Linked DNA regions of Mus musculus: regions 1 and 2 are each linked to region 3. Evidence: chromatin loops called from intact Hi-C (ENCODE). Cell type or tissue: heart. All regions are shown on one strand. Links, peaks and the distances in the headings refer to the core of each region. The heading gives the core; the rest is flanking DNA.

What was found. Peaks named below come from ENCODE experiments on the same cell type or tissue, not always from the same donor. Only the 100,000 strongest peaks of a DNase experiment are listed, where the experiment ranks them.
Region 1: it touches region 3 in a loop (7-fold over the local background); 3 of 42 quality-filtered maps call a loop at or near these places.
Region 2: it touches region 3 in a loop (4-fold over the local background); 2 of 42 quality-filtered maps call a loop at or near these places.

What each region holds. Positions count from the first base shown.
Region 1 is chr3:137,237,386-137,247,684 of GRCm38, reverse strand. No RefSeq gene overlaps it. Among named protein-coding and RNA genes, the nearest start is that of Gm567, 47 kb to the left of the region's middle. In heart, for the core only: no CTCF peak of the experiment used is centred there; a DNase peak (open chromatin) is centred at 4,574.
Region 2 is chr3:137,276,344-137,286,642 of GRCm38, reverse strand. No RefSeq gene overlaps it. Among named protein-coding and RNA genes, the nearest start is that of Gm567, 8.1 kb to the left of the region's middle. In heart, for the core only: no CTCF peak of the experiment used is centred there; a DNase peak (open chromatin) is centred at 5,392.
Region 3 is chr3:137,335,382-137,345,680 of GRCm38, reverse strand. Emcn (endomucin) reads right to left here and starts at 4,603. Exons shown (of 12, transcript NM_001163522.1): 1 at 4,369-4,603. The coding sequence starts at 4,441. In heart, for the core only: no CTCF peak of the experiment used is centred there; DNase peaks (open chromatin) are centred at 2,030 and 4,540; H3K4me3 peaks cover 1,653 bases; H3K27ac peaks cover 1,074 bases.

The DNA of each region.
Region 1 (10,299 bases), core at 1,299-9,298, 98 kb after region 3:
TCGAGAATCAACAAATGGGACCTCATAAAATTGCAAAGTTTCTGTAAGGCAAAAGACACGGTCAATAAGACAAAAAGGCCACCAACATATTGGGAAAGGATCTTTACCTATCCTAAATCAGATAGAGGACTAATATCCAATATATATAAAGAACTCAAGAAGGTGGACTCCAGAAAATCAAATAACCCCATTAAAAATGGGGCTCAGAGCTAAACAAAGAATTCTCACCTGAGGAATACCGAATGGCTGAGAAGCACCTGAAAAGAATGTTCAGCATCCTTAATCATCAGGGAAATGTAAATAAAAAGAACCCTAAGATTCCAGCCAGAATGACTACAGATTTCTTAAATGAAAATCCACTGCACTGTGGAAGCCCTGTCACTGGTGCTCACCATATTCTTGATTCACACAGAGCAAGACCTTCAAAGCCCCTTGTGGAATAAAATACTCATTCCTTTCCTGGATAGGCCAGGATCTACTGATCAAATGCTTGGCCTATACAAGTCTGACATATGGAAATCTTTGGAATTCATAAATGTTGCAAAGAACCAATCATTTGAAATAGAAAGTGCATCCATAAATATGGGCTGAAAAAGAAAAGAAAATCATACTGAAAAAAAAACACAGAAAGATCAGGCAAATTAATAAACTTTTATTCTAAGAACTTTTAGTTAGAGATTTCTCTTATTCATTTTCTTCAAATTGCCAATAGCTTTCAAAATTTCAAGGAGGAGATTGTCCTAAATTACCTAAACATAGAGTGCTGTTTTTAGGCTGTGAGGAGAATTTGCGTAAAGCTGCATGTATATACATACATACATACAGACAGACAGACTGACACACGGACATTTACAAACACATACATACATCAGAGAATGCAGTGTGTCCATTACTTAAGATCAGGCAGCAGTACTTAACCAAAACCAAGACAACCCAGTGTCCTGTCACTTCAGAGCAACCAGGGTACTTCTTATACCTGAGGCAACACAGTGTCTCTAACACCTTAAAGCAACTGATCATTGGTTGGCCATTTCTTTGGTCTCTGTTCCATTTTTGTCCCTGAATTTCTTTTAGACAGGAATGATTTGGGTAGAAAGTTTTTTGAGCAGGTTGGTGTTCTCATCCCTCCATTAGGGGTTCTTCTTGGATAATGGCGGTGGTCTCTTCAGTTACCATCTCCCCACTATTGGTCATTTTGGCTCAGGTCACCCACAGTGAGTCCTAGGCACCTCCCCTATCCCAGGTCTCTGGAACTTTAACTTAAGACTTACTGACTTAATGCTTCTCCTCTCTGAATGCTCACATTTAATTCTGAAGTGCTCTCTCTCTCTCTCTCTCTCTCTCCCTCTCCCTCTCCCTCTCCCTCTCCCTCTCCCTCTCCCTCTCCCTCTCCCTCTCCATCTCCCTCTCCCTCTCCATCTCCCTGTCCCACTTTATACTCACACACACACACAAACACAAATCATTTGAAAATGTTGATTTCTCTATTTCCTTTATTATCTTTTAAAAACCTTTTTCCCTGAGATTTTTTTTCAATTTTCATCTTTTCTGCAGTGACCCCCACTTGTCCTTTCTCTCCTCTTTTCTCTGTGCTGCTATCTGATATGCACAGACTTTTCTCTTTTTCCATGTATATAGAAATCTATAGATATAGCAATACATTTTCTTTTGTATACATCTGTATCTTCATATAATGGGACACATCATCTTTTCCAAGGCAGACATAAGCAATTTGGCTGACTAGAGGTCACTCAGTCAGATTACAAAACTACAGGACCCCTACTTTCTGATTCAAGTAGGTACATGGTGTAGAAGGTGTTGCCACATAAGAGTCTATATCCTTAGTGCTGTGATTCCTAGGAATGCATTATAAACTGGATGCCAGTGTCTTGAACAGAAGAACCTTCTGCAAATATAGGATGCCATTTTAATTAATCGGGCTTATCTTTTCCTTTATAAGGATAAAAAAGAGAAATCTTGGTTTGATGAAAGTGTTTACATTGATTTTTTCCCCCTTTGTGAGCCAATGATTAAATATCAAATCAAGTACACTTGGCATTTTTAGAAGCATAGAGGTTAGTCATGGTTATACAATAAAGAAATCAGGCTTCTGGAACTTTATGGTAGAGTGTAAAAGTAAATTTTATTCACCACGTATAATTAAGAGCAATGCAGGGAGCGAGAGTTCTCTCGGAGGCTTACTGCTGAATAAGCTCACCCTTTCTAGCTGAACTGGCTGGTTCAATTCAGCTGCTCTGGATCAAATTCCCCTCCAATTTGGCCCATTCAATCTGGCTTCTCTCAGCTTCTCACTGAATTGTTCTACTTGGTCTTAAACTAACTGGTAACTTGTTCTAGTCTTCTTGCTGCTCATTCTCTGACTTTGTCTGCCCCTCAATTATACATCATCGGTGACTCTACCATCTCTAGGAGTCTCACTGGCCTAGAGCTTTCTCTGGATACACTTGCTAATTATTTATTAAGTAAAGTTTCCTCCATTATTTTATTCTGAAAGTTTAGTGTGAAATTTGCTGCATAAACCAAAACTGAATATACCAGAATAAGGAAGTACTTCTGACAGCTGTCCAATTCAAAATTATTCTTAAATAAGTATGATTGTAAAGTAAAATATGATTTTGCTACATTTTCCTTATTTAAAGACATGATTTTAATATAAGATTTATATTATCTCACCCCCATATCCCATCTCCCCGCCATGAGAGAGCTCCCCCATCCACCTACCCACTCCCAGCACTTGGGAGGCAGAGGCAGAGGCAGGCGGATTTCTGAGTTCCAGGTCAGCTAGGTCTACCGAGTGAGTTCCAAGACAGCCAGGGCTTATACAGAGAAACCCTGTCTTGGAAAAAAAAAAAAATTACACCCAAAAGTGAAGACCTTCTTTGTGTTCCACTTTAACAGCCTCCTTGATAATGAGTGTGGGAAATGCCCATGTCTCGAAGATGCTCATTTCCTTTTCCTTTTCTTTTCTTTTTTTTTTTTTTTTTTTTGTCTGTGATGCTACACACAGGAAAGGAGGACCCCCTCCCCCAATTGCCAACTTCTTCCCTTGCCTACGAACACAGAGTGGTGCATGACACATGGGTGGGGTTTGCTTCTAAAACATGGTTTTATTTGGTGCTGGGTCGTTTTTATTTTCTTCCAGCACGTTAAATAACATCCTCCACCCTGTTTATGTCAGGACCATGGAAGGAGACCACTGGGACTCATACAGGGAAAAAAAAAATCTACCTTTTAGAAAGAACCATTTTATTCATCATCTGTCTCCATTTCTAAAACAACAAATTAAGAACAAACTACTTTAAACTCTCTAGGACACGTCAGACATTATCATGCCACACCTTACACATGCAAAGCTCATTGGTCTGTACTTGAGGGAGGCGGGGCTGGGACACAGAAGAGCAGTGAGAACCACAGAAGTGAATCTGGAGAGCTTTCAAAATAAGAAAAATGAGTGTTGAAACTTCTTTTCAAATAAGAAAGGGCTCTCGTTTTCCCTGTTCATCTAGAGGATTAACTATAGACTAGGGCAAGGATATGGTGCAGATTCCGAATGAGGAAGTAGTCCGAGCCTCATGGTGCTTAAATCAATGCAAAGTAAAACAGTCAGAAAAGCAGCTTGCCAACAAGGAGCAGGGACACCCTGCTCTGCCTTCAGTTTTTCTTTTTTCTTTTTCTTTTTCTTTTTTTTTCTGTGAATCAGTATTTTATTATCTTTTTTTTCCATTTTTTATTAGGTATTTAGCTCATTTACATTTCCAATGCTATACCAAAAGTCCCCCATACCCACCCACCCCCACTCCCTTACCCACCCACTCCCCTACCCACCCACTCCCCCTTTTTGGCCCTGGCGTTCCCCTGTACTGGGGCATATAAAGTTTGCGTGTCCAATGGGCCTCTCTTTCCAGTGATGGCCGACTAGGCCATCTTTTGATACATATGCAGCTAGAGTCAAGAGCTCAGTTTTCTGCATGCTTTTGGAATTTTTCCCTTAAGAGGATTTGAGTGCTCAAAAGAAACCTATGAACTCATAAAGATCTTGAAGTTCATTGGCTTATTTATACGTTTATTCTTCTTGCTCTTTTCCTACCTTCATTAGAGCAAATCAAACAAGTGTCTTATATGTTTGTTCCTTTTAACACAGTATGCCATTCTGGAGCATGGGAAAAGCATTTTCAGTTTTCAGTCAAAGGCAGACTGCTCTTTTGTAAATACTAGAGTCATCAAAAGGAGAGGTAAATACCAAATGACTGAGCAGCAGCCAGAAGAATAAGTTGGCAGTATTTTAATAATCCTATTTGCACAGGGAAAACAAAATAATAGGTTTCTGCTGAATGAATAAGATTCTCTGTTTACTGAATGGCAATGTAAATGGGGGAAATTGTTTTTGCAGAAATCTCCAGATCACTTAATTCATCTTTTCTTACAACAGGGTTTCTGAACTTAAAAAAAAAGTACCACAGAACCAAACCTTTGATACCTCAGCTGCAAACTTCCCGTGCTTCCATTTTAGTCACTTCCTACACTTCAGGAGCAGGATATGGGAGGAGAGGCCATTTCCCACTTATCTAATCTATCTCTAACCTTAGAAACCAAGGTTAAATTCAATTACATACTTGTCCACAGTCTGACAGATGGGAATCCTCAGCCAAAGACACCACCCTCTTCATTATTTTTCTTGGTGTGAGACACCATCCTCTCCAGATGCCAATTGTAAAGGACTAGATGAAAAACAATTGGTGGCACCCTATCAAAACATACCTGACATTTTTCTAACTTGAGCAAAGAGAAACTACAAATAACTTCCACATGGTATCGTGCAAAAGTGACTTCTCTATCATAATAAAATTTTAGCAGTTAAAGATTTAGCTCACAGTAATGTAATAAGCACAATCTCCATTCCTTCATATACTAAGATGACTGGCATAAACCGGCATAGCAGGGCTGTAATTTGAATTATTGTTTAGAAGGGAGTTATATGAGATATTCACTAAATGGAGAAGAGCTAGGAAATATACTTGGATTAAATGAATGAGCATGTGAAAAGGAATTTGTAAGTTTACAGGACACATAGGTGTTCTCTGCATAGGCCAGGGTACACAAAGAATCATAAAAGAAGGACAGAAGGGTTAGCTCTTTTCAGAGTTTGGAACACTTGATCAGACTTGATTGGATCACAACCTTTGCTGTGGTCTGAGAAGGGCTCAGCTTCACTGGAAAGAAAAGGAAGCCATTGTCCCATTCCCCACGTCTTCCTTGGCTCCACCTCATCCTGCCTGTGCCTTCTGAATAACCTGTATTCCCGGGATTTGTCTTGCTCACTGGCCAGCAGAACCACACAGCTGATTATTTTCCTCAGATGCAAATGGGAACTGTGAGAAGGTCAGAGCAAATAGAGGGCTGATAAGGTACAGTGAATTAAAACAAAACAAAACAAAACAAAACAAAACAAAACAAAACAAAACAAAACAAAATGGGTTTTAGCAGGCAAATCCTTCACGTCCATAAACTTTGTTGAGAGTTTCCTTCAATTTTTCTGCTTAAGAACTCAATTCCTTGCTTATCTGTTCTTCTTTGATTCTAGAAGCAAATTTAAAATGTGTCTTAAGATCAATGGAATTTGAAGCAAAGCAATTTGAAAAAAAAAATCCTATTTCCAAGCTGAAATGTCATTCAGAAAGGATGGACCTCAAGATGTGAGCCGGGGATGGAATCTGACCAGTTAGTCTCCTTCTGTGGGAGGAGTTAGAAAGGTCACATGTCTCCACTCATTGAACAAAACCCATGACGAGCAGATGCAGCCTCATCCCTTTAGAAGATGGCGCACACAGAAGGATCGTTTAAGTTTCCTTTAGAATTAAAGTTCAAAAGGATACGGACAGTAATAACTTCACAGGAGGATGAAAATAAAAAGAGATCAGAGACAAGCATCCAAAAAAGAAAACATCTCCCCGTGAGGTACTATAAGTTTAAACATAAATTATGTTTCAATTAAAGAATGTCCATAAATGGTGTCTGCTAAGACCCAACCACGGCTGATGAACATCTTATAGGAAAAAAAAAAAAAACCCTCTTAGCATGTTAGCGATGTCTATAGAGGGAAGCTAAGGCCAATTCCACCTTCCTTCCACTTTAGTGATATAAACTGTCCATGTAAAATCAATATATCAATTAGAAAATAGATTTCTGGATAAGATCTCTGAGCAGTCACTATGGGGCTTTAGCACACAGCCTCACTATTATTCTACTGTCTGGTTGGTGGATATTGACTACATAGAGACTTTACATCCTTAATATGAATTCCACTTTCTTCTTTAAACACAAACATTCCATCCTATTCTTTTCAACTTTTATTCCTTAGACTTTATTTTTTTTTAAACCTACTTTTCAACAAGAGAAAATGTACAGCATGTGTTGTTTTTCTCCACATGAATTGGGAAGACAATAATTAACAAACTTCTAGCTACTGAAGCTGATGAGAAAATGAAATTACCATTGATTGTAAAGGGACTCAGTTTGCGAAGTTGGTAATTCTGGGGAGACCACATAGGACCTCACAGAGACAGAAAGCATGTTCCTTCTTTCTCGTTTCTAAACACTTCCTAGCAGTCTTTATGGGGCAGCCTGGCACCAAGGATGAAAAGCATGGTACTAAGAATGATTAAGAAATCCTTCATCCTTTCTAACTACTGTTTGGCTGTGGGTGCCTGTATCTGTCAGCTGCTGGGTGGAGCCTCTTGGAGAACAATCTGCTCCTGTCTTCAAGCATAACAGAGTATCTATCATCAATAGTGTTAGGGATTGGTTCTTGCCCAAGGGATTGGTCTCAAATTGGGCCATACTCTCAATCTCTGCTCCATCCACTGTGCCTGAGTTTCTTGTACACAGGATAAATTTTGGGTTGAGAGTTTTGTGGGTAGGTTGGTATCTCTATTGTTCCACTGAGGCTCCTGCCTCTTCAGGCGAAGGCCTCTTCAGGTTCCATATCCCCAATGTTGTCAGTCTCAGTCAAGGTTACTCCCATTGATTCTTGTGCACCTCCCTTATCCCAGGTCTTTGTCTTGTCCTGGAGATGCCCCCACCTTCTCATCCCAGTCAATTGCAGATTTCCATGCATTTTCCTGGCCGTCTGGCTGTCCTTCCTGTCCTTCCCCACACTTGATCCTGAACCCCCCCCCCAATTCTTCTCCTTATCCCCTTCTCTCCCAGTTCCCTTCCTCCATCTGCCTGGTATGACTATTTTATTCCCTCTTTTAAGCGAGTTTCAAGCTTTCTTGTTTGGGCCTTTTTCTTGTTTAGCTTCTTTGGATCTGTGAAATATTAATATTTTATGTCTAATATAGGACAAAGGATTCTGGGTCCGAAGAGGATAGGAACTCCATAGAAAGACCAACTTACCTGGACTCTTGGGGCTCTCAGAGTCTGAACCACCAACCAAAGAACATCCACGGGCTAGACCTAGACATTTCTGTACATATGTAGCAGATGTGTAGCTTGGTCTTCATGTGGGCCCCAAACAGCTGATACAGGGGCTCTCCCAAAAGCTATTGCCTATTTGTGTGTTATGTTTTTCTAGCTGGGCTTCCTTGTCTGTTGGGAGAGAAAGTGCCTAGCCTGGCAGAGACTTAAAGTAGCAGGGTGGGGATATCCACCGGGGTTCTACCAGCTCAGAGGAAAAGGGAAGGGGGCTAGGGAAAAGATTGTTTGTAGGGGTAGCTAGGGGGAGTACGTAGGATGTAAAGTGAGTAAGTAAAAATAAATTTAACATAATTTAATTAAAAATCATTAAGCATATTTCTTTTCTTTTCTTTTTTTTCTTTTCTTTTCTTTTTTTTTTTTTTTTTTTTTTTTTTTTTTGCAGGCCCAATTTTATTAAGCAAACTTGATCACAAAGGAGCCATGTCCAGGCAACCATAATGATACTCTTATATAAGGTGGCTTAGCCTCTCACTTGGTTAAACCATGGCATAACTATACCCAGTGTCCCTCTGGACAAGCCAGATGGCATATCTCTTCTACAGAGCCTTGGTTTCTTTTTTGTTTTCTTTCTTTCTTTCTTTCTTTCTTTCTTTCTTTTTTTTTTTTTTTTGATATTTTCTTTATTTACATTTGAAATGTTATCCCCTTTCCTGATTTCCTCCCAGGAAACCCATTATCCTATTCCCGCTTCCCCTGCTTCAATGAGGGTGTTCCACCACTCACCTACCCACTTCTGCCTCCCCATCTTCATATTCCCCTACACTGGGGCATCAGTCCTTCACAGGACCAAGGACGTCTCCTCCCATTGATGCCTGACAAGGCCATCCTCTGCAACATATGCAGCTGGAGCCATCTGTCCATCCTTGTGTACTCCTTGGTTGGTGGTTTAGTTCCTGGGAGCTCGGGGGGGGGGGGTCTGTTTGGTTGATATTGTTGTTCTTCCCATGGGGTTGCAAATCCCTTCAGCTCCTCCAGTCCTTTCTCTAAATCCTCCAATGGGGAACCCATGCTCAGTCCAATGGTTGGCTGTGAGCATCCACCTCTGCACTTGTCAGCCTGCAGCAGAGTCTCTCAGGAGACAGCTATATCAGGTTCCTGTCAACAAGCAATTCTTGGCATCACAATAGTGTCTGGGTTTGGTGATTTTATAACGGATGGATTCCCAGGTGGGGCAGTCACTGGATGGCCTTTTCTTCAGTCTCTGTTCCACACTTTGTCTCTGTATTTGCTTCTGTGAGTATTTTATTTCTCCTTCTAACAAGGACCAAAGCACCCACACTTTGGTCTTCATACCTTTTGAGCTCCACGTGGTTTATGAATTATATCTTGGGTATTCTGAGCTTTTGGGCTAATATCCACTTATCAGTGAGTGCACACCATGTGTGCCTTTTTGTGATTGGGTTACCTCACTCAGGATGATATTTTCTCGTTCCATCCATTTGCCTAAGAATCTCATGAATTCATTGTTTTTAATAGCTGAGTAGCACTATGTTGTTTAAATGTACCACATTTTCTGTATCCATTCCTCTGTTGAAGGACATCTGGGTTCTTCCCAACTTCTGGCTATTGTAAATAAGGCTGCTATGAGATAGTAGAGCATTTGTCCATATTACATGGTGGAACATCTTCTGGGTATATGCCCAGGAGTGGTATTTCTGGATCTTCCGGTTGAACTATGTCCAATTTTCTGAGGAACCACCAAACTGCTTTCCAGAGCGGTTGTACCAGCTTGCAATCCCATCAACAATTGAGAAGTGTTCCTCTTTCTCCACATCCTTGCCAGCATCTGCTGTCACCTGAATTTTTTATCTTAGCCATTCTGACTGGTGTGAGGGAGAATCTCCCCATTTTTAATAGGGTTATTTAAGTCTCTGGATTCTAATTTCTTAAGTTCTTTGTATATATTAGACATTAGCCCTCTATCAGATGTAGAATGGCAAAGATCTTTTCTCAATCTGTTGGTTACCAATTTGTCCTACTGACAGTGTCCTTTGCCTTACAGAAGCTTTGCAATTTTATGAGGTCCCATAAAATTGAAGCTTTGTCAATTCTTTATCTTAGAGCATAAGTCATTGGTGTTCTTTTCAGGAACTTTTCCCCTGTGCCCATATATTTGAGGTTCTTCCCCAGTTTCTCTTCTATTAGTTTCACTGTATCTGGTTTTATGTGGAGATCCTTGATCCACTTTGACTTGAGCTTTCTACAAGGAGAAAAGAACGGATTGATTTGCATTCTTCTACATGCTGACCTCTAATTGAACCAGCAGCATTTGTTGAAAATGCTGTCTTTTTCCCACAGGATGGTTTTAGCTCCTTTGTCAAATATCAAGTGACCAAAGTGTGTGGGTTCACTTCTGGCTCTTTAGTTCTATTCATTGATCTTCCTGCCTGTGTCTATACAAATACCATAGAGGTTTGGTTTGGTTTGGTTTTGCTTTGTTTTGTTGTTTTGTTTTTTGTTTCTTAATCACTATTGTTCTGCAATACAGCTTGAGGTCAGGGATGGTGATTCCCCCAGAAATTCTATCCTAGGTATTTTTTGTTATTCCAAATGAATTTGCAAATTGCTCTTCCTAACTCTATGAAGAATTGAGTTGGAATTTCAATGGGAATTGCATTGAATCTGTAGATTGTTAGGCATATTTCTACTGTCATGCCTTGAAACCTCAGTTAGTCGCAAGATTCTGCTCAGAAGATGTCTTGGAAGAGAAAAAACACAGTTCCATCTTGTAGCAATACCTCTTCAATACAGGAACACCAACTTTTCATTTGAAAGTGCCAGCTTTCCATTGCAATTAACTAT
Region 2 (10,299 bases), core at 784-8,783, 59 kb after region 3:
CAGCCAGTGGGTCCTTCTTTCTTTCCCCTCAGAGCTGAGAAATACAATGCACTGGGGCCTTCGGCCTGGTTTGAAGGTTGTCTGAGACCTGGGTCCTGTGACTGTGTCACAATACATACTATACTGCTATCTACCATGCATTTCTTTGAACAGCTCTCTGACTTCAAGCTTGTCTCACTGGGGAGGCAAATTGGGATTAAGTAAAATGTGTAAGTGATCAATAGTTTTGGTAGATAATACTACCCTAATGAACGGACTCAAGACTGTCTCCCAGGCTGGCATGAGTCATTTCACATTTAGAGATACTGTAGGGGCTTCGGATGCACCAAGGAGTCATATTCCTCCATAACAGCATGGAGTTATTTCTAACGGCTCACTGGAGAGGTTGAATCAGAAGAATGACACACCATCTCAAGAACAGTGTCCTAAAGAGGCCTATAACTGCCTCTCTGCCCTGTTATTTTCAGGGAAAACTTCTCCCTATGGCATACAGGTGGGAGAAGATCATCTTTTAAAAAAGAGCCAAAGCATTAGGTTAGGAACATCTTAGATAGCCAGACTGCATCCTCGAGGTCCTGGAACACTCCTAGTTAGAAGCAGGTCCATGATATTGTGTCTTCTGTTCTCCTTGACAAAGGTGGTGGGCTAGAGTGATGGTTTCATTTCTGTTAAAATGAATCAATGGTTAAAGCATGTGTTCCAACCCCCAGGGGAATTCAATTCCTCCCTGTTATTAGACGCGTTCTCACGACCGGCCAGGAAAGACGCAACAAACCAGAATCTTCTGCGGCAAAGCTTTATTGCTTACATCTTCAGGAGCCAGAGTGCAAGAGAGCAAGCCAGCAAATGGCGAAACCCCATCCCTTTTTAAGGAGAATTATCCTCCACCTAGGATGTATTACTCCCTGATTGGCTGCAGCCCATCGGCCCAGTTGTCATCACGGGAAAGGCAGAACACATGGTGGGAAAACTGCCCCTGCATGTGTGCAGACTATGTTTACCACTTAGAACACAGCTGTCAGTGCCATCTTATAATGGCAAATGTGAGGGCGGCTCCTCACAGATCCCCCTTTTCTTTTAATAAGAGCAATAGGCCACCCATATTAATGAGAGTGGAGATAGAGGTCAAATCCCCAGTGTGCAGGTAAAGGAGCCGTACACATAACCTCCTCCCAGGCTCATCACCCAGAGGGGTCCTGGTCTGGTCCCGTGTTGTTTTTCCTGGGGGAAGGACACTTGAACACTCAACCTTCTTGAAAGATGACATGTCTCCCTAGAATAGGCTCATATATGCCGCAGAGCCCTTCTACTGCAGTGCTTAGCCGTGCAACTCTCTCGGGCTGCTGAAGCACACTCACTCTATCCCGTGCAATGAGACTAGCCTCGTGGGGTTTAAGAGCTGAGTGGCCAGCGACCTATTGCTTAAGCATAGATAACTATATATCAGGGGAAGCACCATGTTCTAGTCCTGCAAGCGCCTGGGCAATAACCACCTTGTCTCTCCTAGTTTGGGCCTTAAGCTTACAGACCAATCAAAGAAGCAACACTAATCCACAGCAAAGTGTATCTCCAAATAATATTAATCCCACCCATTTTTTAAAGAAGGAAAATGCTGAGGAGATCCAATTGGGTAATCCTTTGGTCAGCGACAGGTCCAAGCGCGTGGAGTTGACCTGAAGTCTCAATTCCCGAAGGATCTGTTCAAATTCAGCCATCCAATTCTGTAACATATACTGAAAAAGACTTTTTGACAAATTAGCTGCCCTAGTAAATTTAACATACTGAATGGAAATAACACACAATCCCGGAAACTTTTGTTCACATCCCTGCTGAGTTATTTGTCATAATACATCTAGTTGTTTCTGGACAAGATCTATGCGTTGATTAACCAGCATGAGACCTCCCTGTATCTTGACATTAGCTGAGGCCTGTTTATCTATGACTGTAGTCACTGAGGCTGACAAAGTGTTAATGGTGTCAGTCGTCTGGACCTGTCCAGACAGAGCCAAGGCTGTCTGAATCAAGGCTAAACCCAGTTCCCAGTTAGTGGTAAAAAAGCAGGAGAATACTTGAGCATTATACATCACCGTCATTGGGAGTGGAAATATCGACATTATCCCCCAACGCTGCTCTCTCATTGGACAAAATAAGGCCCAAATGCTGCATAATATCCCTTCCCCAGAGGTTAACCGGGAGTGGGAGCACATAAGGTATGAATTTCCCTTGCTGTCCTTCAGAGGATTCCCACGTCAAGGCAACGGAGCTTATAGTGGGACATGATTGATAACCTAGGCCCTGTAATGAATGAGATGACTCTGTGGTGGGCCATGCTTTGGGCCACCAATGTGTAGAAATTATACTTTTATCTGCTCCGGTATCAAGGATGCCTTCAAACTCTTTTCCGTTGATCTTAAGGCGGAGCTTAGGTCTATTATTCAAAGATACAACCAAATAGGCAGAATCATTTCCTGAGGAGCCCATTTTCTTTATCTCAGGTCCTGCAAATTTCTCCCTGGTATTATCAGGGAGGAGCAGCAGCTGAGCTATCCTATCTCCTTTACTAATAGAAAAAACGCCTTTAGGGCTTGAGCACAGGACCTGTATTTCAGGGGAATGTTGACAATCCATAACTCCAGGGTGGACTACTAAGCCCTGCAAGGTGAGTGAACCCCGGCCGAGAATAAGGCCCATGGTTCCCAGGGGCAAGGATGGTATAGGCTCCACCGGCACCGGCTGAATACTCATTTGAGGCATTAATAGGAAGTCGGAGGCGGCACGCAGGTCCACCCTTGTGGGTCTTCCTGGGTCGCCTCTCTGACTGCTTCCTGGGTCCTGACAAACCGGTTCCCATATCTTTGAGGGCCCTGGGACCGAGGGCCCGATGACCCGTTTTTTGGCACATAAGCTGATTGACTATCAGGTGGGGGAAGGACTCTGCCCTTTATATCCCTCACAGAGCGACACTGGTCAGCTCTATGATAACCCTTGCCACACTTAGAGCAAAGAGTGAGAGTCCCTCCCTGTTTACCTGGAGCTCTGCAATCTTTCTTAAGATGCCCAGGCTTCCTGCAGTTAAAACATGTCCTCCGATCATTTCTGCCCATGGAGCATTTTTGGGATTGAAGGATGGCAGCCGCTAAGCCTGCATTGGTGAGAGGTCCCCCAAGCTCCCGACAAACCCTGAGCCAGTCTTGTAAACCTTTGTTCTTTCTTGGGGCTATGGCTGCTCGGCACTCCTTTGTGGCTTGCTCATAGATTAGCTGTTTTATCAGAGGCGCAGCTTGCTCTGACTCTCCAAAAATACGCTCTGCTGCCTCTGTCATTCTGGCCACAAAATCTGAGAAGGATTCCTGAGGTCCCTGGATTATCTTTGTTAACTGACCAGTGGTTTCACCTGCTCGAGAGAGCGCCTTCCAGGCCCTAATAGCCGTGGAGGAAACTTGGGCATAAGCTCCCCAATGGTAGTTTGTTTGATCAGCAGAATAAGCTCCCTGACCCGTTAACAAGTCAAAAGTCCAATCTCTCTGCTCTGGAGTCAAAGCAGCTGCGTTTGCTCGGGCCTGCGCTTGTGCAGCTTCGTGCCAAAGCGCTTTCCATTCCATATATTTGCCCATACTAGGGAGAGCGGCTTTTACAACCGTTTGCCAATCACCAGGAGTCATAGCGTGATTCGCAAGCCTTTCCACTTGTGCTATAGTGAAATTAGCACTGACTCCATAGTTACGGACCGACTCGGCAAGCTCTTTAATCTGTATATACGCTACCGGAGCGTGGACACGCCCACCCTCGGCTCCTTCAAAGACCGGAAATGCCTGTTGTATTTTCCTTTGTTCCTCCTTTGGAATGAACGAGTCTGTGCATTGCCTCTCTGTCCATTGCCTCTCTGCGCAGGGCTGATGCACTACGCAGGGCGGGGGCTCAGCATAGGGTGGAGGTGCACTATGACCTTGAAGCCGACTGCCAAGAGGCCAAGCAGCAAGCTGGCCTTCGCCAGCCGCTTTTGGCTTCCTTAACTGATTAGCTAGCACTTTACCTGGCTGGTACCCTTTTTTCTCATAATGAGCTGCTTCTTCCTCCCAGTCTGTTTCCTCAGAGGAGAATTCTTCATCTGCTTCAGAGCTACTAAGAGCTGGCTTCCTGAGCTCATCTAGTGACGAGTATCTCCTAGAGACCTCCGCTAATCGATCTTTTTTCTTTTCTTTTTTCTTTTCCTTCCTTCTAATCTCTCCCCAGGTATTCTTACCTGACCTAAACTTTTCCTCAGGTTCAAGACCCTTGGAAAGGCCTGTATACTTATTTTGTGCACCATGTTTCCTCTTTGTTCCTACTCTCTCTCCCCACTTTACTTCTGATAGCTTGTCCTGAATTTCATCTAGAATCCGCCCTATCTTAACCACTTGATAACATGTGAAAAGGAACAAAAGGGCTTCTAACACTAGAAAAAATTCAAGGCCAAACATATTCCACTTTACTTCTGATAGACTGTCTTGAATTTCCTTAGAAAGTTCAAGATCAGACTTACCTCGTAAAGCTGTACTCACTGGTACTCTCGTTCCCCAGCTGAAAAGTTCTGAATTCATACAGTTGAATCCTTCTTAACAGTCTGCTTTACGGGAACCTTTATTACCGCGACCCGCAGTTCTGGTTCTGGAATGAGGGATCTTCCTTGCGCCAGTCCCGAGTTTTTTCTCGTCCCGGGTTTCGGCACCAATTGTTATTAGACGCGTTCTCACGACCGGCCAGGAAAGACGCAACAAACCAGAATCTTCTGCGGCAAAGCTTTATTGCTTACATCTTCAGGAGCCAGAGTGCAAGAGAGCAAGCCAGCAAATGGCGAAACCCCATCCCTTTTTAAGGAGAATTATCCTCCACCTAGGATGTATTACTCCCTGATTGGCTGCAGCCCATCGGCCCAGTTGTCATCACGGGAAAGGCAGAACACATGGTGGGAAAACTGCCCCTGCATGTGTGCAGACTATGTTTACCACTTAGAACACAGCTGTCAGTGCCATCTTATAATGGCAAATGTGAGGGCGGCTCCTCACACCTCCCCTATCTCCTCTTGACAAGAATGATTTGCGATGCACAACAGAGGTTGCTGAAGTTGCTGGAGTGCCTGGGACACGAGTTTTTTTAATTACACTTACTGTTGCTATGTGTCATATTCTCTCTCTAAGCTTCATCAGCATCTCCGGCTCGGCACAATGGAGTTCAGGGGCCAGCTTGAGAAAAACAGAACTCAGTTAAGAAGATCTGAAGAGCCAGGCTGGATAAATATTCATAAACACATTCACACTACCTGCATCAGAAAGGGCTATGAACTCCCAAACACACTTCAAGGTCAGTGCATCGCTTTCATCTGTTTCCAGCACTTTGCATAGTTGGCAGCCCTCCCTCCTCTGGGGAGAGGCAGGACACCAAGAGAGCACACGACTCACATTCTCGGCCCAAATTTCCATAACCACATCACCAGATGGGATAATAATCATCCCTGAAATTGATGCACAGGCTTCGGGTCTGAGGAAACTTCTTCCTGCTTCTTTTCAGAATCGTTTCTTCTGGCTCTTTAGACATAAAGTGTTCTTCCTTCCAGGAAAGGTTACAAGTTAAGGTGGTTTGTAAAAGAAAGAAGTGTGAATCCCATGTCTTTGGGGAGCACTGCGGCTGGCCCTCTTTGACAACTAAATGCGATGAAAACCTTCCCAGGTGATTGGGAGCAGTCACTGGGAGGCCTCTGTCCCCTGCATGGTTGTCTCCTGGCCACCTTGGCTCTGTCTCCACAGCATTTTGTCATTATGCCGAAGTATCCTCTCCTAGTCTCAGGCATGTCCTCTGAGTTACTCATTCTATGGAAAGCCAGTAGCATTGAGAAGGTTCCAAATCAATGCAACTCAAACCATACTTCTAGAATCTGGTACAGTAAGGAACTTGATGTTGACGATACATAACAGTGTCAAACTGCCCCGAAAACTTCAGACGAACCTTAAACACAGTTAAGTTGTAGCACACAAATATCAAACAGCAACTAGGTAGTACAGATTTTAAAAACGTTCAGTGTTCAAGACATTATTGATACCATGGGTAATCTGAGAATGCTCTGGTAGAGATATAAAAATCATTTTCCTAGTTATCCATGTATAAGACAATCTCTTACAATGTAATCTCAGACATAGGGCGTTCAATGATGATGGAATGGAGGATAAGTGCAAACCTCTGGTCGTAAGAATTTAGAAACTGAGCTGCAGTAATGAGCCCGTATCTGCATGGTAGAGTCTACAGATCAGTGAATACAGGAGGGAGGGAGTATGCTCAAGGACAGATTAGCTACAATGCCAAATAGTTTATCAGCTGCTCAGTTACTGCCTTCTGCTCCAAGGAGGTGACTGTAAGTCTGATTGTTGCTTTCTGTTTTTTTGCTTATTTACCATGATCAGCCCTAGTGCAGAGGCTAAGGAGAATATAGCCTTTCTCTTTTTTTTCTTATCTGTGCCTTGAAATGCACATCTTTTATATAGCTTTAACAGAAATCAATGAGTGTGTTAAATATGTATTTTCAGCAGCATCCTGCCTTGCATATTTTAACCCAATGCTGACAATTAAATTGGTAAAATTCATTTTAAATTAAATTATAATATTTATTCCTTCCCTTTTCTCCTTCCAGATCTTTGCATAAACTACTTCCTGCCTCTATCAAATTATTGGTTTCCTTTATTCACTAGTTGATATTGCATGCATATCTGTACACATGCATACACATGAACACACATTCACACACATACACATACATACATACATACATACATGCATACACATTACTAAATAGACGTGTTCGGTCTGTATAATGTTACAGATATGTATATTTTCAGCACTGACCATTTGGCATCAAACAATTGATATGCCTTTCCCTGAGGAAGGCCGTCCCTCACACTCTCAGCTTCCCTTAGTTGTTTATAGTTCTTTTAATAGGTGTTTTGTTTTGTTTTGTTTTGAGAGGGGCAGGGATGTTAAAATGCTGTTAGTAAAGCAGTACATGGATGAGTTAACTTGTCCCATCTTTGCGTTGCCTTCTTATAATGAAAATGCAGCCATTATGTATTTGGCATGCAAACAAGACCAGGCTTCCTGTATTTTAATTTGCTAATTCTGGCAAGCTTAGGAGAGGGGGTGGGATGTTTTTGTTCTTGTATGCTTTGAAGTCTGTGTCTTTGCCTTCCCTTAATTCTGAATGGTAATCAAGACCTAAGTGGTTCCTCAACTCAAGGATTCTTTCTTTTTTACTAGATATTTTCTTCATTTACATTTCAAATGCTACCCCTAAAGCCCCCTATAGCCTCCCCCACACCCTACTCCCCAACCCACCCACTCCCACTTCCTGGGCCTGGCATTCCCCTGTACTGGGGCATATGATCTTCCCAGTACCAAGGTTTTCTCCTCCCATTGATGGCCGGCTAGGCCAACCTCTGCTACATATGCACCTAGAGACACAGCTCTGGGGGGTACTGGTTAGTTTACACCATCGTTCCTCCTATAGGGTTGCAGACCACTTTAGCTCCTTGGGTACTTTCTCTAGCTCCTTCATTAAGGGCCCTGTGTTCCATCCAATAGATGACTGTGGGCATCCACTTTTGTATTTGCCAGGCATTGGCATAGCCTCACAAGAGAGAGCTATGTCAGGATCCTGTCAGCAAAATCTTTCTGGCATATGCAATAGTGTCTGAGTTTGATGGTTGTATATCATATATACATGCATATATATATATATATATATATTTTTTTTTTTTGGTTTTTCAAGACAGGGTTTCTCTGTATAGCCCTGGCTGTCCTGGAACTCACTCTGTGGACCAGGCTGGCCTCAAACTTAGAAATTCACCTGCCTCTGCCTCTCGAGTGCTGGGATTAAAGGCATGCGCCACCCCACCCGGTACCATCAAGGATTCTTATAGGGCATAATGTCAAAGGCACAATGTCAACTCCTCAATAGGATCTTACCCTTCCTTTGAAGCAAAGAGAAGAGCAGAGACTTAGTGGAGGGACAGATTTCCCCCAGGGACTTAGGTGAGAGATGATTAAATTTTGTTTTTGTCAGGGGCCTGACATTTCTTTAAACCTGCAAAGCACTGAGGGAGGGGTTTTCAAAAGAGTACAAGAAAGCAGTGCTTAAAGCACAGGAATTTCTACTCTCATTGGCTGGAAGGGTGGCAAGGGAGCAGTGTAAGAGGTGTGAAGGGCACGGGGCTCTGCCCAAGGGGTACTTGGTGAAAGTGAAGCCACCATTGCCTGATGCCTGCTAGGCTTCCACTGTGCTTCTCCACCATGTTAGACAAGGATTTCCAGAGAGGCAGAGCCAGGAGGAGACAGTACAGAAGCAGAGATTCGTCAAAGAGTCAGTTTACACTATTGGGGAGGCTTCATCTACATGGGGTTGTCTATGGGCTGAGACCCAGTGATGACAGTACTGTTGCTCAGTTCCATTCCAAGGTCCACAGGAAGCCAAAGAACATAGGGATGCTAGTGTAAGTCCTGGAGAGCAAGGGCCAGAAAACCTGATCCTCTTATGCCCCTGGGGTGTGATGAACATGACATTCGGGACAATGTCATGTTTCCTTCATACACTAGAGTACATCTGCCCCACTTATCTCTCAACTGCACATGCCAATGTCCTCTGAAATGATTCAACAGATATACTCCAGAATAATGCTTTTCTAGATTGCTAAATACTTTTAAATTCTGGTTGGTTGACATCAAAACTAAGTTTCAGTAACATCAAATAATATTACAACCTTGCACCAAGTGAAGCCATACTGCTGCTGTGTGAATGAAATCTCCTTGTGTGCAGAACTCCTTCAGCCTTATAGTCCAAATGCAAGTTAATTTTAAAATGCAACAAAAAGACACATTTCTTCTCTTCTATATCTGTGAAATCAAATTCAGACTTTATTTTGATAGATATTGATTTTCTTTGTATCTAACAAACATCTCTTTTCAGATTTACCATTGTAGGTAGGTTGTTTTCCCCTAAGAACTGAACATGCTAGGAACTGCTGTTCCACTGTTTTGTAAACTGTAAGTTCAGTTTGGGCTGCTGAACCCTGAACCAATATCCACCTGGGTAGAAATCAAACATTTTTTAAAAAAATAATCTTTTCTTTAGCCTCCCGGAGGACTTGGCTTTGAAGGGATACCTCCAAGATCAGTAATAATCATATTTTGATTTTAAGGAAACAAGCCCGATAAAAAGAGATAGGATTTCCAAAGTGAGAAGACCGATGATAGAAGAAATGTGAGCTCGTGAGCATAACTGAGTTACTTAACAGTCATCTCTACAAATTCCCTTCTTCTAAAAGAAAAAAAAATCATGCACGAGATAATGCATTTTAAAGACACTGCTTGGTTATTTCATGGTTTGCTGAGAGAATTGAAAATGACACATTGTTGCTACCACAGATTAGGTTTCCAGGAATGGATATCCAGACAGCTGAGATTCTTTGTGTTTATGAAGGACAACCAGCTGCATAAAGGATGTGTATTTCAATAAAAGAAGTCAACTGACAGAGCTCCCAGGCCTTTGTTCGGTGGAGTGTTACATCGTAAAAGGTCACCAGCAGCAGAAACATACACTGTTACCTTGCTCCAACACAGGCAAGCTGCTTGATACCATGACTTCAGACAGAAGATTTCTGTGAAGATAAGGTAGACCTCTTGGGCAAGGCAGCAGGAGGTGTCAAACTGTGACAACTGTGTTCTACAAGAGTGGAGGTTTGAAAGAAAAATGGTCCCTACAGAGCGGCATTATTAAGAGGTGGGCTCTAGTTGGAGTAAATGTGGCTTTGTTGGTTTCAGAAAGCTTAAAACAGTTCTCTTCCTGCCGCCTGTGGCTCCTGATGTAGAATTCTCAGCTCCTTCAGTACCATGTCTGCCAGCACGCCATCATATTTCCTGCCATGAAAATAACAGACTAAATCTCTGACATGTAAGCCAGCCCCAGTTAAATGTTTTCCTTTTTAAGAGTGTGGTCATGGTGTCTCTTCTCAACAATAAAACCCTAACTAAGACAGCAAGCTTGTCTTGTCTTCCTTGAAGAGTGACAAACGTGTTCCTGTCTACACCTGTTCTACATGCACACGTCAACATATGTGTATACGTACATACGTGTCAGCATGCATGTGCTGTACCAGACACTGCTCTCTATGCCTGTACCTGTACAATACAGCATCTCACATTCAATATTATCAAAAGCTAAAAGTGGCTCTAGTTCTGTGTCTGTAAGGTAGGTTGATTTGTAAAACCGCTTCTTTCTTG
Region 3 (10,299 bases), core at 984-8,983:
GAGTAAGAAGTATGATGTTCCAATGAATAACTATCATGGAACCTTGCAGAGTGCAAAGCATGGGCACCCAGACAAGAGGGAAATTGAGTATCCATGCTATTGTCACCATGAGGTTATTAACCTTTGAACAGAGAGCTAAGGAGTGCTTTACCTTTCAACAGTATCTCCAGCTCCTGGCACATCCCAGCCACATGCCTCCCCAGGATTGAAGCTTGCTGTCGTAGCACCAGTATTTTTCCTAAACAATCTCTTTGGATCTTTCCTGGTCTCTGCTCTGAAACCATTTGCCCAATTCTAGCATTCACACAACCCTGTCTTAGATTGTCTCTCATCAGCAGTAAAAAGAGGATACAATGAATTACATGTACTCTACATCTGTGCAGCCTTCCCTAGACCCATTTTTACAACTCAATGGTAGACTTTCAGACTTAGTGACTTGTAAATTGGCTTCTTGGTCTTTTATCTCTCCTGACCCCAATAGTTTAATCAATATTCTGCTGACATATTGATCCTCCTGGTTTATAACTAGGATGATAAAACCCCATCTCAAGCAACTGCTACAGGTCTTAATTGTCAACTATAAGAGTCAATATTTCTTTCCTATTTATTTGGAAGCGTGGGACTTGAACCCAGAGCTTTATACAAGTTTGGAATCTGCCTCATCTTGAGCTACCTCCAGGGATAGTCATCTCTTTTTCTCATGTTGCCATTTAACATCTCCTGATACTATTCTTTGCACTCTGCTTTCTAGTAGGCAGCCATGTTCAAAATATGGCTACCTTCTATTTCTAGACTAGAATACACTGATGTTTTTACAATGCCCCTATTTTGAAACATTCTATATTCACCTTGAACCTCCTGATTTCAAGTTGTAATGTTTGTCACATTCTTATTTTCCCAACATACCAGATTAAGCAACTAGTGAATTTTTTATACTGCTCTTTACTTATTCCTTAAGATTTATAACACAGCAGAATTCATGTTACCTGCTTCTGTCTCTTCTCACTCTATCTAACCTGGGGAATGGCTCCTATTAGTTTCCATAAAGTCACTGGATGTAGCACGGTGTCTTCTTATAGTGTGTTCAATCAATTTTTTGTTTTATAAAATTGAGTATTGTCACTACAAATGAATTCCTCGTAGCAATTAAATCTTTCTGATATTATTATTTAGTGTCCTGTTTCTACCTATCCTATTAAAAAGAAAATGTTAGAGGGAAACATGTGTCTGTGTGTGTGTGTGTGTGTGTGTGTGTGGTGTGTGTGTGTGTGTGTGTGTGTGTGTGTGGTGTGTGTGTGTGGTGTGTGTGTGGTGTGTGTGTGTGTGTGTGTGTGTGTGTGTGTGTGTGTATGTGTGGTGTGTGTGTGTGTGTGTGTGTGTGTGTGTGTCCTAGTTGTCCATTTTCTTGGAATCTTCATTTAGCATCTCTGAGTCTCAGACTCAGAAACCTCACCCCTCTAGACTTACAAACCATTGGAGTGACTGTTCAGTTTTAAGTACAACTTAGAAGACCTCAGGAAGAGTAGCAGTCCCCTTCAGGAACCTCTGCGACACAGTTCTATAGGGCAGCTCTCCAAGCTGAACACTGCAAAGTCTTAGAACAGCATCCTAACAACAAAAACTTCTTGCTGTCATGCAGATAGTCTCTGGATTTCAACAACAGTCTCGTTGCCTAGATCATGTTTAAACCCGAGATTGACAAAAACACCGGAAGGGGAAGTACTCAATTTCTCAGGAAAAAAAAATCATATTTAGAAGTCAATTTCAGATAAAAAAAAAAAAAAAAAGCATGTACTTACTTGACAGTCTGAATTTTAGAGCGAAAATCTCTCCCTCCCAAACCCCAGTAATTGACTCTGCAGATAAATTTGTTTATCATCCTAACCGTGAGGGGCCCATGAAGCTCTGAACTCAATGTCCTCCTCGAACAGGGAGTTAAGGAAAGAACTGACTAGGTGAACTTAGGAAATGCTTCATTTCCTGTGCCCAATCTGCGAAGGAAACATCCACTGGCAAAGCCAGGTGCATCAAAGTCTTCCATGTGGACAGGAAAGTCTCTCTGTCCCACCCAGGCCACTCTCAAGGGTCAATCGGTGGTGCTCAGGCCCAACTTCCTTTTCTACGATCAGCCTCTCTCTCTCTCTCTCTCTCTCTCTCTCTCTCTCTCTCTCTCTCTCTCTCTCTCTCCCTCTCTCTCTCTCTCTCTCTCTCTCTCTCTCTCTCTGTCTCTCTCTCTCCCTCCTTCCCTCCATCTCCCTCTTTCTCCCCCATTCATACCTTCTCCTGCCTCTTCCTCCCAGCCTCCTTCCTCCTCCTCCTCCTTCCTCCTCCCTCCCTCCCTCCCTCCCTCTCTCCCTCCCTCCCTCCCTTTTTCCCCCACACCAGATACAGGCTTCAAGTTATCAAGCAGGCTTGTTGGCAGATGTGAAGGAAATATTGTTTAAATATTTTCACTGCCCAAGTGAGAAATTTTCCAGCACGGGCTAACAACTCATTAGAAAGCTGCCACTCTTAAAGCAAGAGTGGACCCTTGACCAGTGAGCTAGAGGAGGCTGGTGTTTTCCCTAAATGATCCAGTAGAAAACACCTGTGGGCCCTGTGGTTGGGCGGTGGTGGCCCACGCTTTTAATCCCAGCACTTGGGAGGCAGAGGCAGGCGGATTTCTGAGTTGGAGGCCAGCCTGGTCTACAAAGTGAGTTCCAGGACAGCCAGGGCTATACAGAGAAACCCTGTCTTGAAAAAAACAACCCCCCCCCCCAAAAAAAAAGAAAAGAAAAGAAAACATCTGTGGGCCATTCTGTGTAGTCCTCCTTGGTAGCTTCTTTCTTACAGTCCCAGGAGGGAGACAAGTCCCCTGGCCCTCTTCCTCTTTGTTTGCAGGATGTGCAGTCCAGTCAGCATTTAAAAAGTGCTGGCAGCCTGCTGCACAGTCTAAGGTGTGTAGATCCCAATGGTGAAGAGCCTCAGCTTGGGCTCTCAGAGTTGATATTAACGAGGCACACGATTTTGAGCAGTAAGTCGTAGAGTTGACATTTTCAACTGTTCTAAGACATACTGAAGAGTAACTTAGAAGCAGGTCGTCAGTCTCATGGGCACTTTTGTAAAACCCCAAGTTCTCAGTCTCTCTTATAACTTTCTGGAGAAATGCAGGATAGGAGACTGTATGATGCTTCAGACTTATCCTCAGTTTATAACAGTATTTTTAAAAATTACTGGCAAAATGTAAACTCAAGTTGGACCAGTGATTTTTATTATTTTCTACGTTTGATTGTTTTTATAAATTAAAATCTTTTAGGCAGTAAATTTTGGAAAAAGAGACAGGCAAATAAAATTAGAACTGAGTTTTCTGGATTACTTCCCCCCCCCCCCACACACACACACACACACAAACACATACCCTCTCACAGTGCACGCCGCCCGTCCCCTAGAGTCAGAGCAAATCTTTCCCAAATGCTTCTTTGGGTAGCGTGCATTTTAGCTTTCATACTTATTAAATCTGTCTAATACTAGAATCACTCACGTCTTTCTCTCAATAGTACATTTACCACTGTGGGCAAGGAAATCACCTTATTCATTTTTATGTTCTTCTCCTTACCCAGCACAGGACCCTAATAAGCTATTACATTTAACTGTGGTTTATTTCGTATTACTTAAGAATAGTTAGAAATAAAAGTGAACATTGTCTCAACTGCCCATTAACTCAGGGTAACATGCATCTGTTTGTTTGTTTGTTTGTTTGTTTGTTTGTTTTACCTGCATAGGTGGTGGGTTTGGCTTGTTCTGAAAGTTACACAAAATATTATGTAATTATGTTTGTGTGTGCATATATTTCTGTAACAAAAGTAGATACATTTCAATGGCCACTTACCCAGTCCCCTAAGATGCTAGTGTTCGCCTAATGGTGAATCACCATTCACTTCTGCACGGAGTTTTACCTACCAGAGCTGAAAGAGAGCTGTACTGTTGGAGACTTTGGTAGCACTGTTTCCAGTGATGGACTTTCACTCTTACCCCATCCACTATTATTCTGGGCCGATGACGGAAAAGACCATAATTTTGTTTGTTTGTCGTTGTTTTAAACTAGCACATTTTAAGTCAAAATTCTATTTTTAGTCCCTAAAAAGTTAACACATTTCCTGAGACGTTCTCCGAATCCATTTAACACACTTTCAGGCCCTCACACCAGCAAACATTTCCCTTCAGTGGAAACGAACTCTCTACTTGTGGCACTGCCTCCTCCGCCTCTTTCAAACTTAACTCTGTGTACCCTGTTCAGCCAATCAAGCAGCAACTCATCAGAGAAGCCCCCGAGGATCAACTGAGCCTAGCAGCTCACCCACACCATCAGAAAAGATAAGAGGACCGTACCTTTGCCGTCCTCACTGTGGCAGAGACTGTTGGACAAAAGGAAGAAAAGAACAGTCGCTTGAAGCAGCCGCATGGTGCCTACCGATGGTCTCAGTGGCTTCACTGTCCAGGGTAAGGCAGGGAAGGATTCCTCTCAGCCTGGCCAGGCCGTATTAGCAAATGGGAAAGGTGTACTGACTGTGAGCAGACGCTGCCCATTCCTACTTATTTTGGGGATTCTGATAAAGAACTAGAGGAAATACACGCACTCCCTTTGGGAGGTCAGCAGAGAGGAGATTTATTGTTTCAGCCCCTTACAGGAACTTCTTTTTTTTTCCTCTCTCTTCCTTTGGCAGCCACTTGTGTTTTTGTTACTGCATTATTTTACTCTTCTTCAACAAAAAGGTCAGGATGGGATTTGAACAGGAAGAGACCCTTCTTGAGAAAGGGCCAGAGAGCTTTCTAACTTTTGTTTTGAAAGTGCATTTTAGAGAAGCTGTAAAGAGACCTCACCAAGTAGCCCCCCAGGTCGGCTGAAAAGGCTGTGACTTCCCAAGGTCTGGATTTGAGTACAAAATCCACAAGGAATTGCATTTCTTCTCTCTTCTCAACTCATAAGCCAAGTCAGTGAAGACCACCTTCTAGAGGCAAATACAAGTATGAACTGGATCACGTTCTGCTCTTGAGGAAGTAAGCTGGCCTCTTATTACTGCCCAGAGAGGTTTTCAAGACATTTCTTTCTTTCTTTTTAAATATTTTTATTAGATATTTTCTTCATTTACATTTCCACTGCTATTCCAAAAGTCCCCCATACCCCCCCACTCCTCTCCCCCTCCCCCTCCCACTTCTTGGCCCTGGCATTCCCCTGTACTGAGGCATATAAAGTTTGCACGACCAATGGGCCTCTCTTTCCACTGATGGCTGACTAGACCATCTTCTGATTCATATGCAGCTAGAGACACGAGCTCCGGGGGGCACTGGTTAGTTCATATTGTTGTTCCACCTATAGAGTTGCAGTTCCCTTTAGCTCCTTGGATACTTTCTCTAGCTCCTCCATTGGGGGCCCTGTGATCCATCCAATAGCTGACTGTGAGCATCCATTTCTGTGTTTGCTAGGCCCCCGGCATAGCCTCACAAGAGACAGCTATATTAGGGTCCTTTCAGCAAAATCTTGCTAGTGTGTGCAATGGTGTCAATGTTTGGAGGCTGATTATAGGATGGATCCCCGGGTATGGTAGTCTCTAGATGGTCCATCCTTTCGTCTCAGCTCCAAACTTTGTCTCAGTAACTTCTTCCACCACCGGTGTTTTGATCTCAATTCTAAGAAGGGGCAAAGTGTCCACACTTTGGTTTTCGTTCTTCTTGATTTTCATGTGTTTTGCAAATTGTATCTTGTACCTTGGGTATTCTAAGTGTCTGGGCTAATATCCACTTATCAGTGAGTACATATCATGTGAGTTCTTTTGTGATTGTGTTACCTCACTCAGGATGATGCCCTCCATGTCCATCCATTTGCCTAGGAATTTCATAAATTCATTCTTTTTAATAGCTGAGTAGTACTCCATTGTGTAAATGTTAGCCGGCCAGTGATGGCTCATGCTTTAATCCCAGCACTTGGGAGGCAGAGGCAGGTGGATTTCTGAGTTCGAGGCCAGCCTGGTCTACAGAGTAAGACATTTCTAACAGAAGTAAACACAGATTTAAGACAAGCTCCTGCTCACTTCTGGTTCTGAGGCCACCCTTCCCTTTTGTTGCTGCAGACTGAATTCATGTCAGAAAAGTGTACCACCACCAAGTTATATCCCCACCCGATATTCCTGGTTTTTATTAGATTTTTATGAGGCATAAGAAAAAAAATCACTATATTATAGGTATAAGGAATCTGCCTGGGATGGCCTAGGTGGCATCAGCTGTCATAGGGCATTGGTGATGTTCCGAACTGTGTGTTCTGTAGGACCAAACACCAACCAGTAGCCTCTTTGCTCTTAGTGATGACTGCTTTATACAGGATGGTTGCACAGCCCGACCCCTGAACACAGTGCTTGTGTGAAGAATGGAGTCAGAAGATTCCTGAATTCCGCAGTCACAGATTTCACATCCCAACCAATTAATCTTTCATATACGTTTAGGTACAGGCTTACTAGAGGAGGATGCTAATGGATTCTTACACACTAAACCATAAAATTAGACCTTCACCCATTTCTAAGGAGACCATCTGTTTCCTTGAGACATCACTCAGGGAAGGACTCCTCCATAGAAGTGTGGTGAGAACAGATCGTTGGCTCAGACCACTTAAAAACATTGCTGGTTTTATCCTGACCACTATCTAGTCTCCCAAGAGCTCAGTTTTTAATTTTAATCTTGTATATATAAGTAAGATTGATTTTTCACAAATCAGAATGCCATTGGGTGTCCCTTTCAGTAGGCACAGCCCAGAGGGTACAAGGATGGCAGATCATGTGGTTAGATGACCCAGGCATTTTCCGGGAACAGAGTGGGATGTGGCCCTGTGAGAACAGGGTGAAACATGGTGTCTCACTTCCCACTTGCTGTTGTTCTTCGTGGGGGAGGGGTGCAGGGGGAATTTGAGTATTAATGTTTGAGACTCTCAGCATGATTGCCATGGTTTTCATTAAGGGCACCAGACATGCACTCCAGGAGGACTTACTCCTGATAAATGGTCAAGTTACTTTTACATGTTTTGTGACTTGATTTTCATTGTGTGTGTGTGTGTGCGTGCACGAGCACACATGCACCTGGGCTACATGTATGTGTATGAACCAATGGGTATGGGTGTGGTCACTCATGTAGATGTGAGGAGAAAGTGGAAAAATCAGAGGTTGATGTCTCTTCTTCTTCGACGAACTTCTGGATTTGTCTGTCTTCAATCCCAAGCACCAGGTGTACACACACATGGCCACAGCTGTCTCAAAACATGGGTCCTCATGCTTTTGCAAACAACACTTTATCCACTGAGCTATCACACCACCCTGTACGCAAGCTGTTTAGAAGACAGAGGACCACATGCTGGAAAAGAAAGGAACAGACAAATAAACACAAAAATCCTGAGGCCACAAAAATAACAAAACAAGACACCCAAAAATCAACCAACCAACCCAAACAACAACAACACCCACAAGCAAATCAATTTAGTAAAGTCAGCCAGCTTTACTTTAGTAAGTGAGACTGAAGCTTAATCAAAACTGCAAGGATCCAGAAGAGAGAGGCCAATGAGGCAAAGCCTTCCTGGGTTGGGGGTGCCTTGACACTCTGCATTAAAGCTCTTAGAAAACATAAAGTGTGGCTTGAATCTTATATTCATTTATTTTTCTTTTCAAAAGTTTTTCTGAAGCCATTAAGACAACTTGGTGGGTGGAGGTGTTTGTGGCCAAGGGCAATGACCTGTGTTCTGTCTCCGGGACAGACATGGTGAAAGAGATAATGGACTCCTACAAATTTTCCAATGACTTCTACACATGTGCACATGTACATAAACAAATGATAATATGAGAGATTTTAAATGTGTTTCTGGAACTAACACATCTGATTTCTGTCTTTAAACCACAAGAGAATGTCCCCTGCCCTTCAATTTTTGTTTGAGTAAATACTTTTAAAATTTAATACTTAGGACATACATTTACACAGGCATTACCAAATATTTGGTGTTCTTAACAGCTTGAAGGTTTAAATCATTTTGTAGTATGTGTTTTAAGAATAGTTTGATAAAAGAAAACAGGTGACATGAACAAAATTCTTCCATCCTGAGAGAAGAAAGTGTGTTTGTATTTGTTTTGCTCACAAATCACTCTAGACTTTAATCCAGAGTGTAAAAGAAAAGGATGCTGTTGTAAATGAGGTCACATAAGAACCATCTCAGAGTTCAACTGAATCACACACCCAGGGCTGCCTGTGACATCACTGTCTCTGGAGACATTGAATGTCAAGACTGTAACCATGGTGACTTCTCTCAACCTGTGTGCCTCTGAGAAGATTTATTGAGGTGGCACCATTATTAAAGCCACAAGTAAAAAATTTCTCTATCCTCTCTGCCATCTCTTCATGCTGCATAAGATAATCTTCTAAAGTGGCTGCAAAGCAAAGTGACGATCTCACAAACTGGCGGATTTCAAATCCTTGCCCTCCTTAAGTGCTGTCCTCACGGGCTGACATACTTGTCCTCTAAGGGCCTAGATTCGCCCTGGGGAAATGAGGATGAATTTGTGCCTCTCTCTAATGCTGTATAGTAAAGGAAGTGAGATTCTGGGGGGTCATTTCACAGTGCCTACAGAAATAATTAGAACAAGAAAAGAAACCTGACCTTGGTTTCTAGACTTGTTAGGCTAAGGTAGCATACATAACCATTAGGAAATACTGCTATGGCTCAGGTTTGTGTGGGAAGATTCAATTTGTGGCAGAGTTTTACCAGGGTTATAAACACAGGTAAGGATTCAGGAATGGTTGCTGAACCTTTCGAAACAGGAGATTGGATTGACTTCATGTTGTTAGGATCCTAGAGGAGACATTATTTCAGAGTGATAAAGCTGACTTAGAAATAAATAGATGTTGACCGTCACAAAGATCTGAGAAGAGAAGTTACAAAGCATGAACCATTATTTTTAGAAGTTTGCTCTGTGCTCTGCTTTACTGTGTTCAGAATGTCAGGTGTTCTCAGTGGAGATGGGGCCTGGTGCTTGATACTGGAGATAAGAATTGGCTAATTTCTCGTAGCCACTGGGAACAGAACTACAACTTCAGAGACTTTTAGACTCATGATAGGAAAGATTAATTCCCCCTCCTACTGAGTCAACATGACCAACCATGGTAAAGAAGTTAGCAATTGGGCCAAACTGATGCCGCCAACAGGAGTATCTCCTTCATTTACGTTCTGTGAGTTGAATTAAGGTGGCCTATCTGGTGCTGGTTCGGTATTACTCAGGTGAGAATCGGGAATTGTGACAAGTTTCCAAAGCCATTCTCTGTCACCTTATCTAACTATCCATCCCTGCTTACTTAACACATTGAGATGGTCTTTTAGGCTCACACTGATTCCCTAAGTTTACATGACTCTATTGGTGCAGAGAGGCATGAATGTGGGGTGTTATGAAAGCAATAGTTCAGGCATGAGATCTATATTTATTTCAGTGCAAGGATACAAATCCTCTGATGCAAGCACAGAGCCATCTGTCAACAGATGGAATGACTGGAACGTTCTTCGCCGTGAGTCAATCCAATCTCCTGTTTCGAAAGGTTCAGCAACCATTCCTGAACCCTTACCTGTGTTTATAACCCTGGTAAAACTCTGCCACAAATTGAATCTACCCATACAAAACTAAGCCATAGCAGTATTTCCTAATGATTATGTATATCATACTAATAGAAAAGGTAATGTTTTTCTAAGAAGTAATACTTTCTCATGTATACATTTTCAAAAATTGACTCTGAATCATTTACCTCAGTACCCCAAAGTGATAGAGCATTAATGTTGTATTTCATCACAGACAAAATGCCTATCACAAAAGGGTAAATTTTATAACAACTTTATTCAACTTATTCCTATTTGGGTCAACTATTACCAGCATGTCACCCCGTGTCTGATATTTCTGCCCATATGTCTTAATTTTGGTTGCAAAAATAGCATTTTAGGGAAAAAAGTTTTTCATGTCAGTTGACATCTTTTAAAATTGTTGAATTCCTCCATGTACAAGTGTGAGATTTAGTGCTGGACACATGCCTCAGGGATTTAGAGCACCCCTTGCACGTGCAGACAACCTTGATATGGTTCTCTGCACTAAAAATCACATGTAACTCCAGTTCCAGGGGCAATCTGATGTCCTCTTCTAGCTACCAGTTGCTCTCAGGTTCCCAGATACCCTCGTTGGATTTTCTTCTCTTTAGCCATTTTGTAGTAACCAAAGGTCAAGTTCAGCTCAGCCAGTTAAAGTCATGATGAGG